Linked DNA regions of Homo sapiens: region 2 is linked to region 1. A link is a contact called in ENCODE Hi-C data. All regions are on one chromosome and are shown on one strand. The core of a region is the stretch at or near the end of the contact, and the rest is flanking DNA. Distances in the headings are between cores, read along the strand shown. Region 1 overlaps POR (cytochrome p450 oxidoreductase). Region 2 holds the start of FPASL (fibroblast proliferation associated lncRNA).

The links. A loop is a pair of places that touch in the nucleus more often than their neighbours do. Pooled maps may share reads with other maps.
Region 2: a pooled map shows a loop between it and region 1 (2.4-fold over the local background). The contact joins the promoter of FPASL here to the enhancer-like site in region 1. A Hi-C loop is called at or near these places in 1 of 168 maps with a recorded cell type or tissue (sigmoid colon) and 4 of 50 pooled maps.

The regions. Positions count from the first base shown.
Region 1 is chr7:75,964,487-75,968,813 of GRCh38, forward strand. The region is part of intron 2 of POR (cytochrome p450 oxidoreductase); the gene reads left to right. Among named protein-coding and RNA genes, the nearest start is that of SNORA14A, 23 kb to the left of the region's middle. RefSeq lists an enhancer at 2,233-3,112. Within about 2 kb of position 1,780, at least 19 of the 41 ENCODE cell types and tissues checked have a DNase peak (open chromatin) inside an H3K27ac peak, as active enhancers do; they include sigmoid colon, where a contact is called at or near this core.
Region 2 is chr7:76,316,063-76,320,389 of GRCh38, forward strand. FPASL (fibroblast proliferation associated lncRNA) reads left to right here and starts at 2,185. Exons shown (of 2, transcript NR_186616.1): 1 at 2,185-4,327. RefSeq lists enhancers at 1,055-2,051, 1,524-1,703, 2,052-3,048 and a silencer at 1,984-2,223.

The DNA.
Region 1 (4,327 bases), core at 530-3,029:
TAGTAGAGACGGGGTTTCACCATATTGGCCAGGCTGATCTCGAACTGCTGACCTCAGGTGATCCGCCTGCCTCAGCCTTCCAAAGTGTTGGGATTACAGGTGTGAGCCACCGCACCAGGCCAGCATTTTTCTTTCTTTGTAAATTTTATTTTTCCCAGCTTTAAAATGACATAATTGACAAATAAAAATTTTATACATATATTTAAAATTATGTAAGTTCAAAGTATACAGTGTGATGTTCTGATATACGTATCTTAGCTGAGCATGGTGGCTTACACCTGTAATACCAGCTACTTGGGAGGCTGAGGCGAGAGGATCACTTGAAGCCAGGAGGTCAAGGCCAGCTTGGGCAACATAGCAAGACATCGACTCTACAAAAACTTAAAAATAAATTCAAAAATTAGCTGGGCATGGTGGTGTGGACCTGTCATCGCAGCACTTTGGGAGGCTGAGGCAGGAGTTGGAGGCTGCAGTGAGCTGTGGTCACGCCACTGCACTCCAGCCTGGGCAACGGAGCGAACCCCGTCTCTAGAAAAACTAAAAAATCAATTTAAAAAAATGACATATGTGGATGACGCTAACAGGGAGCTGGGGAAGCCTGTGTAGGATGGCGGTGTCTGGAGAGCGGTGGCCCCATGAAGCGCCATTTGGAGCTGGAGTGGAGGGAGCTGACTTGGAAGCAGGAAGATGGGCCAGGAGGCTGCTGGCCTCAGCCTAGCAGAAATTGACCAGGGCCGCTCGGCACAGATGGAGAGCCGAGTGCAAATGCAGGTGTCAGTGGATCAGAGAAAGGGCTCCAAGCCAGTGCTTTTGAAAACATAATTCTGGGACCCTCATCACCCACCAGAGGTGATGTTCTTATCTCCATTTTACAAATGGCAGTGCTGATCCCAGGAGAGGGTGAGTGACCTGGTCAAGGCTGACGTTAGCACATGAGAGCTGGGATTCCAGCCTGGGGCTTCCTGCACCACGCTTTTGCTCCCTCGGACCCCTAGCTCTTGTCATGGCCACCCCAGCCCACCCCTCCTTTCCATCCCCTTTGATTGCACACAATAGCAGAGCCACTTTGTGCCAGATCAGATGATCTTACTGTCTGAGGGTATGGCCTTTTCTTTCTGTCACCGATGGGCTGAATAACCCTGAGTTTCTCTTCTCTGTCTCCGGAAAATTAGCCCTAGTCCTGGCCACCCCCTGGCTCAGGGTCACTGCTGAGGTCGTCAGAAGAGCATCAAGGCTTTTGCGTGTGTGGAACAGCACAGCAGGCTTTCTGAGCTTCACAGACTTGCTCACGGAGTCCTGATGTGAACACGTGCTGGAGGACATGGTCGGGGGGAATGAGGGAGCGGCAGCCCACCAGAGCCTTAGAGCATCCTGAGGACACGGCCCCAGGATCCTTGGGAAGGGCTGTGAGATGTGCTGCCTGAACGTGCCCGGGGCGCACTGCAGACAGGGTAAAGCCGGGGGAGGTGCACCTTGCTTGGGGAGCAGACAGGAACCCCGGGTGCTGGGCCACTGGGCCCTGGAGCTTTCACAGGCCTGGAGTTGAATTACCGCTTCACCCACCCTGAGCCTCACTGCCTTGTCAAGGTGGATAGAAACCCTTGCGCACTGCACAGGGTGGTGAGGATTAAACAAAATAAAATAGAAAGCTTCTTGAATGCTAGCCAGCATGCAGTAGGCACTCAGTAAGAAGTCATTCCCTTCGCCTGTTTTGTCTCTGACCTGTGGCCACTCACACCTGCTTTCACCTCCCCCTGCCTGTAGCCAGCTGTCTCCAGCAGCTGCCCTCCCCACGTGTTCATCAGAGTCCCTGTCCGCAGAGACAGCTGCTGGCTTCTGTCTGAGCTCCAGCAAACCACTTTCTGTTTTCACCAAAGACTGGCGTTTCCAACCATTAGCCCCATGCCACAAGGCTCTGAAGGTCAAGAAATCTGGGTCCGCCTAGCAGAGCCCACTCTCCGTCCTGCCAGAGCAGGCTGCCCCCAGCTCTGCTGCCATCGTGCCTCTGTGCCTCAGCCGCCACCCCTTCTCTCGCCGTGGGCACCCATGACCCTGGAGCCTGGAGAACTTGGCAGTAGACGCTAGGTTCTGAAAGGGAGCTGGTCCAAAGCAGCTTCCCCATGTGTTGCTAAGGGCAGGGGACAGTCTCAGGAGAAATCGAGTCCGCTGCAGAAAATCCAACCGGATTTGCAGTTTCCAGAAATGTTCCTCAGCGTCGCCTGTGACGGGAACAAAATGAACCGCACATCTCGGTTCATCTCGGTCCAAGTGACTCAGTGCTTTTCCCGCCCTCCCTCATCTTCCCCACGCAGTGGACTACAGCTGACTTCTGATCCTGAACCCAGAAAGACTCCTGCTCCCAATTTAGGCGTGGAGAGCCTTAATTGGAACCTTTCATGCTCCGTTCTGGAGCCACGTGGTCTGTGTGCTCCAGGCCTGGGACAGCTGCCACCTCTGTACGGCTGGAGCCTTGGGCTTTCTGGTTTTGTTTGTTTTTTCTTGAGACAGGGTCTCACTCTGTCAACCAGGTTGGAGTGCAGTGGCACAATCTTGGCTCACTGCAACCTTCACCTCAGCCTTCAGGCTCAAGTGATCCTCCTACCTCAGCCTCCCAAGTAGCTGGGATCACAGACGCACACCTCTACACCCGGCTAATTTTTGTATTTTTGGTAGAGACAGGCTGTTTCGCCATGTTGCCCAGGCTGGCCTCAAACTCCTGAGCTATGGCGTCCACCCACCTCGGCCTCCCAAAGTGCTGTACTGGTGTGAGCCACTGCACTCCGCCGAGCCTTGGGCTTTCGGATGGGCTGTTTGCACTCGGGAACCTCAGAAGGGTGCTCCCCAAGACAGAACATCACCACTGCAAACGGAGCCCACCTTGCCAGGCATTTCCCCAACTGCCCTGATGGGAGGGGAAGGTGTGTCTTTCATGGCACACAGGATGCTTCCCGCTGACATGGACCCAGTGTCTTAAGCTCTGTTTGCCCGCAATTCTTTTGTGTGGGGGAAGACAGGGACCAGACTTAATTTAATGTGATTGTGTGGCGCCCTGGCAGTGGGATCAGTGTGGCTTCCTTTATGGAGTGCAGCCCTGCCATAGCAACCTGCAGGCTGTCTTCTAGAGCCTAGAAGAGCTTTGTTCCGCAGACATGACTTCCTTTTTTTTTTTAATGGGAAACGGGGAGGGCGTGGGGAGAAGGGCTCTGATATAAACAGTTACCAAGGAGACCCGAGTCGGGGTTGGAAAGGTTTTCTCCTTCCCTCGGTCCATACAGAGGGAGGAGGGGTGTGTGCCCGGTGCAGGGACTCATGGGAGGCTTCACTCTGGAATCCTGAGTCCTGCCTGCTGGGGCTCCAGATGTTGCAGAGTTCTTGGGCTCATGGGGGCAGACGCAGGCAGGAGCTCAGGGAAATTCCGAGAGGACTTTGGGGTGTCCAGGAGCACTTTGAGGCCACGGGCCCAGGCAACTTCCTCACCAGTACGGAACAGGGGATGCACAGGGCCGAACTTTCCATCTGCTGGCCCCTGCTGGTGTCCAGGAGAGAGCTGTGACCCTCCTTTTTCCTTAAGTCCTGGAGCTGAGAGTGAGAAGCCATGGGGTGCACGTACTCGTCTCCACCTGAGGAGCCCGCTCTGAGAAGGTCAGTTCCTGACACTGTCCCTGGCGGCAGACTGCCCTCATGCCCCTTGGCCAGGGGACGCCTGCACCCTCACTCGAGTGTGGGAGACTTCCTCCTGGCGGGGACCTGCTGGAGGCCTGAAGATGCGGCTGCCTGGAGTTAACAGCAAGGTCAGCCATTCCCAGGGTTGCTGCCCCTGTCTCTGGCGAGGGACTCAGCCAGGCCTAGGCACTGGTGGCCCCTCTGGTCCAGGACTTGCACGCTGCATTTCCCTGCTTCCAAAGGAAGGAATTTGGACTGGAGACCAGGAAGGCCTCATGCACCCTCTTCTCTGCCTATAAATAATCAGGTCCCCCATGCAAATCCAGGTCTGAGGTCCTCCGATGGAATGGAGCCCATTCAGAGCAGTCCAGTGTGGGCCCTCTCGGGCTAAGCCCGTGAACTTTGCTTCTTGGAGCCCCCAGCAGGGCCTTGGGTTGGGAAGGGAGTTTCCTGGCACCCTCCCCGGCAGGATGGGTTTAACCAGCAGGAACTTGAAGGAATTGTTCTGTGTTGCGCCGGTGACCTAGAGGCACAGGTCCGCCTCCAGCTCCTTGGGTTCCCTTTTCCCCCCTGGACCACTCACACTTCCTGGGTGAACCCTAGCCTTGGGGCAGAGCAGGCTGGCACACCTTGTCCACTCTGACGTTCCAGCCCAGAGGCTCCC
Region 2 (4,327 bases), core at 935-3,434, 350 kb after region 1:
TGCAAGCTCCGCTTCCCGGGTTCACACCATTCTCCTTCCTCAGCCTCCCGAGTAGCTGGGACTACAGGCGCCCGCCACCGCGCCCGGCTAATTTTTTGTATTTTTAGTAGAGACGGGGTTTCACCTTGTTAGCCAGGATGGTCTCGATCTCCTGACCTCATGATCCACCCGCCTCGGCCTCCCAAAGTGCTGGGATTACAGGCGTGAGCCACCGCGCCGGGCCGAGATGGGGTTTCTTTATGTTGGTCAGGATGGTCTCTAACTCCCGACCTCAGGTGATCCACCCATCTCGGCCTCCCAAAGTGCTGGGATTACAGGCATGAGACACCATGCCTGGCTTTTTTTTTTTTTTTTTTGAGACAGGATCTTGCTCAGTTGCCCAGGCTGGAGTGCCATGGCACCATTACAGCTCACTACAGCCTCGAATTCTTGGACTCCAGCTACCCTCCTACCTCAGCCTCCCAAGTAGCCGGGACCACAAGCATTTGTCAATATGCCTGGCTAATTTTGTAATTTTGGTAGAGATAGGATCTCGCTATGTTGCCCAGGCTGGTCTGGAACTCCCAGTCTCCAGCGATCCTCCTGCCTCAGCCTCCCAAAGTGCTGGGATTACAGGCTTGAGCCTCTGCACCCAGCCACTGTGAAGTCTTTAGAAGGCTGCTGAGAGCCGATAGTAAGCACTCAGTCACTGCTAGACATTTTTGAGGTAGGTTGTATTATTCTCGTTTTACAGATGTAGAAACTGATCCTCTAAAAGGCTAAATACCTTGAGAGGTTATGTCACCTAATTAGGACATGGTGGGATGAGAATCCAAATCCTGAGCTCTTAAGCTTTTGTCCCCCAACAGCCCTTTATTCAGAAAATGAAACATTGGGTCGGGCACAGTGGTTTTCACCTGTAATCCCAACACTTTGGGAGGCTGAGGCTTGAGGTCAGGTACTCGAGACCAGTCTGGGCACCACAGTGAGACTGTTTCTACAAAAAAAATTTAGAAATCAGCTGGGTATGGTGGTGCACACCTATAGTCTCAGCTACTCAGAGCCCAGGATTTGGAGGCTCCAGTGAGCTATGATTGCACCACTGCACTCCAGTACAGCCTGGGCAACAGAGTGACACCTTGTCTCTAAAAAAGAAAGAAAAAGAAAATAGACATTGCTGAGCGACAGAAATCCCACCTTTCTAAACAGTCAGCAACCTCACTGGAGCTGATTTTTAATTCCTAAATCCAGCCTTGATAGTGACTTGGGCAACTCAACTCCCTCTCGGCCTGGGATTATACAACTCTATGTCAGGAGATGGGAAGCGGGGAGACTGGGTGTCTTTATTCCATTTCTGACATCTTTCAGGACTGATGATGGGGGAGGGCCCTGGCCCTGGCTGGCAGCCACTGTTCGATTCAGTTATCATCATCAGGACCGTGGGAGGGAAGGGTATTGGAGCAGAGGACCTTGAAGGGCGCACAGGAGGCTGATGGGGCTGTAACACCTGGGGCATGAGGGCAGCGGAGGTTGGACAGGCAGGTTGGGACCTAGCTGTGGAGGGCCTGGGATACCAAAGAGAGGCAGGACCTGGCCTCAGTGTCGCCAGGACACCAGATCTGCCCCCTCCCTCACTGTTGCACCATGGCTCCCGCGTGTAAAGTGATGGAACCCGTCAGACCCAGGTAGCCACCAGAAACCGCCCAGCTGTTGTGTGCATCGGGGGCCAGGAGTTTCCTCTTCTGCAATCTGGGAACAACGCAGACCTCCCAGGGCTGTTTTCAGAAGCAGAGATGTGTAGGTAAGAAAGGATAGCCAACCAGTACGGGCCGGGACACGAGAGATCACGTCATTATTCAGATGGAGAAACTGAAGGGCAGGCGTGGGACCAAGGGCCCACCACGAGCCCAAGGCTCCATCCTCCCAAGCACGTAACAAAGGTGGAGGCGGAAGACGGAGGAGAGAGAAGCGGGTGAAGTTGGGAGATAAAAGCTCCCCAGTGGCTGGAGGGCGGGATCTGCAACAAATGAAGCCCCGGGGCCGCTAAGCGGGCCGATTTCGGGGCAGGGACCCAGGCCCTAGCAACAGTCCGACCATTGGCGGAGCGGGGACACGCTGGCCTGTGATTGGCTCTTGCCATGCCCGAGGGGAAGGCGGCCGCCCCCGGGGCGGGGCTACATACACAGCCGTGGTCCCGCCCGGCCCACATCCGGGCTTCCGCGTAGTCCGGGCGCCCTGGCCTCTGCACCGTCCTAGAAACCTGTCTTACGTCGAGGAACCCGGGGGACAGAGGCGCGCCAGTGCACGCCGGGGCCAGGGACGAACGGCTCGCCAATGCAAAGGAGGCCCCTCGGGGAGACGGCAGGCAGCAAAAGGCTTCCTTGGCCGGGGGTCTGGGCGTTTGGGGAGGGGAGGTGCTCAGAGATAGGGCCGAGGATGGAGCTCCCAGGTGGGTTGGAGGCGGGGGTGGCTGGGCTCGAGGACGCTGTTGGAGTCCGGGGTCTGGAAGAGGCGATCCCCGGGAAAGCCAGCTTCAGAGCCGGGAAGGGTCGGCAGGGGACCTACTGCAAGAGCCCCCAGGTTGGGGTAGGGAGGGGGCCCAGACCTGGGCCGGGAGGGATGCTGAATCCCCCGACCTAGCTCTGGGGCTTTGCAAACCAGCATCACTGCAGCATTTTGTGGCTCAAGGAATGGGGCAGGGCGGCCAGACCAGCTGTGGCTGGTGCGTGCGTGAGGCCCTGAGGGATGCGGCCAATGCTATTTTGCTGTTTTGTACTTACTCAGTTTCATTTTGGCTCTGTCGCCACTAGGCGAAAGAAATCGAAGTGCTAACATACCACGGGGAGCAATGATTATTACTCAATGTGGCCCCGCCCCAGCAGCGGGAGGTGGCATCTGTTTGACCTTGGAGACTTGGACGGTATTTAGGGAGATTACATGAAAAAAAGACTCACCCCACAATGCTTGCAGTCAGCTACAAGCTGCCTTGTCCTTCATACCTTTTAGCCTTTATTTCCTGAGTCTATCTTGTCTGTTTCTAATGTAGTCTCCTGATTTAGGGCAAGAGAATATTTCTCACTCTTGGTCTGCCCACTACCCACAATCCTTGTCCGAGGATTTACTCGGCAAACTTAGCAGGCAAAACCCCTTGTCAACTTAACACTAAAAAATACCGTCTCTTGGAAGGCAGTCTGCTTTGATAAACCTAATGGAATAAAAAGTGAGTTTGCTATCTGGCTTTAAAGAACATAACCCAGCTGGGCATGGTGGCTCACACCTGTAATCCCAACACTTTGGGAGACCGAGGCAGGAGGATCGCTTAAGCCCAGGCGTTCAAGACCAGCCTGGGCAACATAGTATAGTAAAACCCAGTCTCTACAAAAAGAATTTAAAAATTAGCCAGGCCAGATAGCCCAGCTACTTGGGACGCTGAAACAGGATTGCTTTGAGTCCAGCAGGTGGAGGCTGCAGTGAGCTATGACTGCACCACTGCACTCCAGCCTGGTCAACAGAGCGAGATCCTGTCTCAAAACAAAACAAAAAAACTGACAACCAATGAAACCTCATCTCTAAAATCTGGCTTCAGGTTAAGTGAGTAAAAAGAGGCTTTCTTGTGGCCAGGCACGGTGGCTTATGCCTGGTAATCCCAGCACTTTGGGAGGCCAAGGCGGGCGGATCACGAGGTCAGGAGTTCAAGACCAGCCTGGCCAACATAGTGAAACCCTGTTTCTACTAAAAATACAAAAAAATTAGCCAGGCATGGTGGTGGATGCCTGTAATCCCAGCTACTCGGGAGGCTGAGGCAGGAGAATCAACGTGAACCCAGGAGGCGGAGGTTGCAGTGAGCTGGTATCACGCCATTGCACTCCAACCCCGGGCAATAGTGCGAGACTCCGTCTCAAAAAAAAAAAAGGCTTTCATTTATCTTCTCAGCTCCTACAAGCCAATGAGTGGTAGGGTAATTTGCCGACCACAGTGGGAAGAACTAATTTAACACCAAGATTGTGATTCCCCTAGTGTAGATCCAGTATGAAAGAAGTGTCTCAGGCATGCTTCTGGTTCCTGAGTTAACTCTAGTGAATAAGGTGGGCTGTGCTGTCTCCCCACCTCCCCCAGGCATAGGGGCAGAACAGCTGCAGACCACCAGGACCCAGTGGGCCAAGTGAGGATGTGAGTCAAAGCCAGTGCTTATTAAACCACCTAATACTGTACTTTTCCCATCCAGGGGAGGCAGGAGAGGATTGAGGAGGCAAATCCCCGAGCCCAGAAGACTCCAGTCAGAAAACAAGATGGTCCCCATGGGTAGTGGCCAATCCCTCTGGCCTTTCAGAGCAGTGGCTTTGGCCTT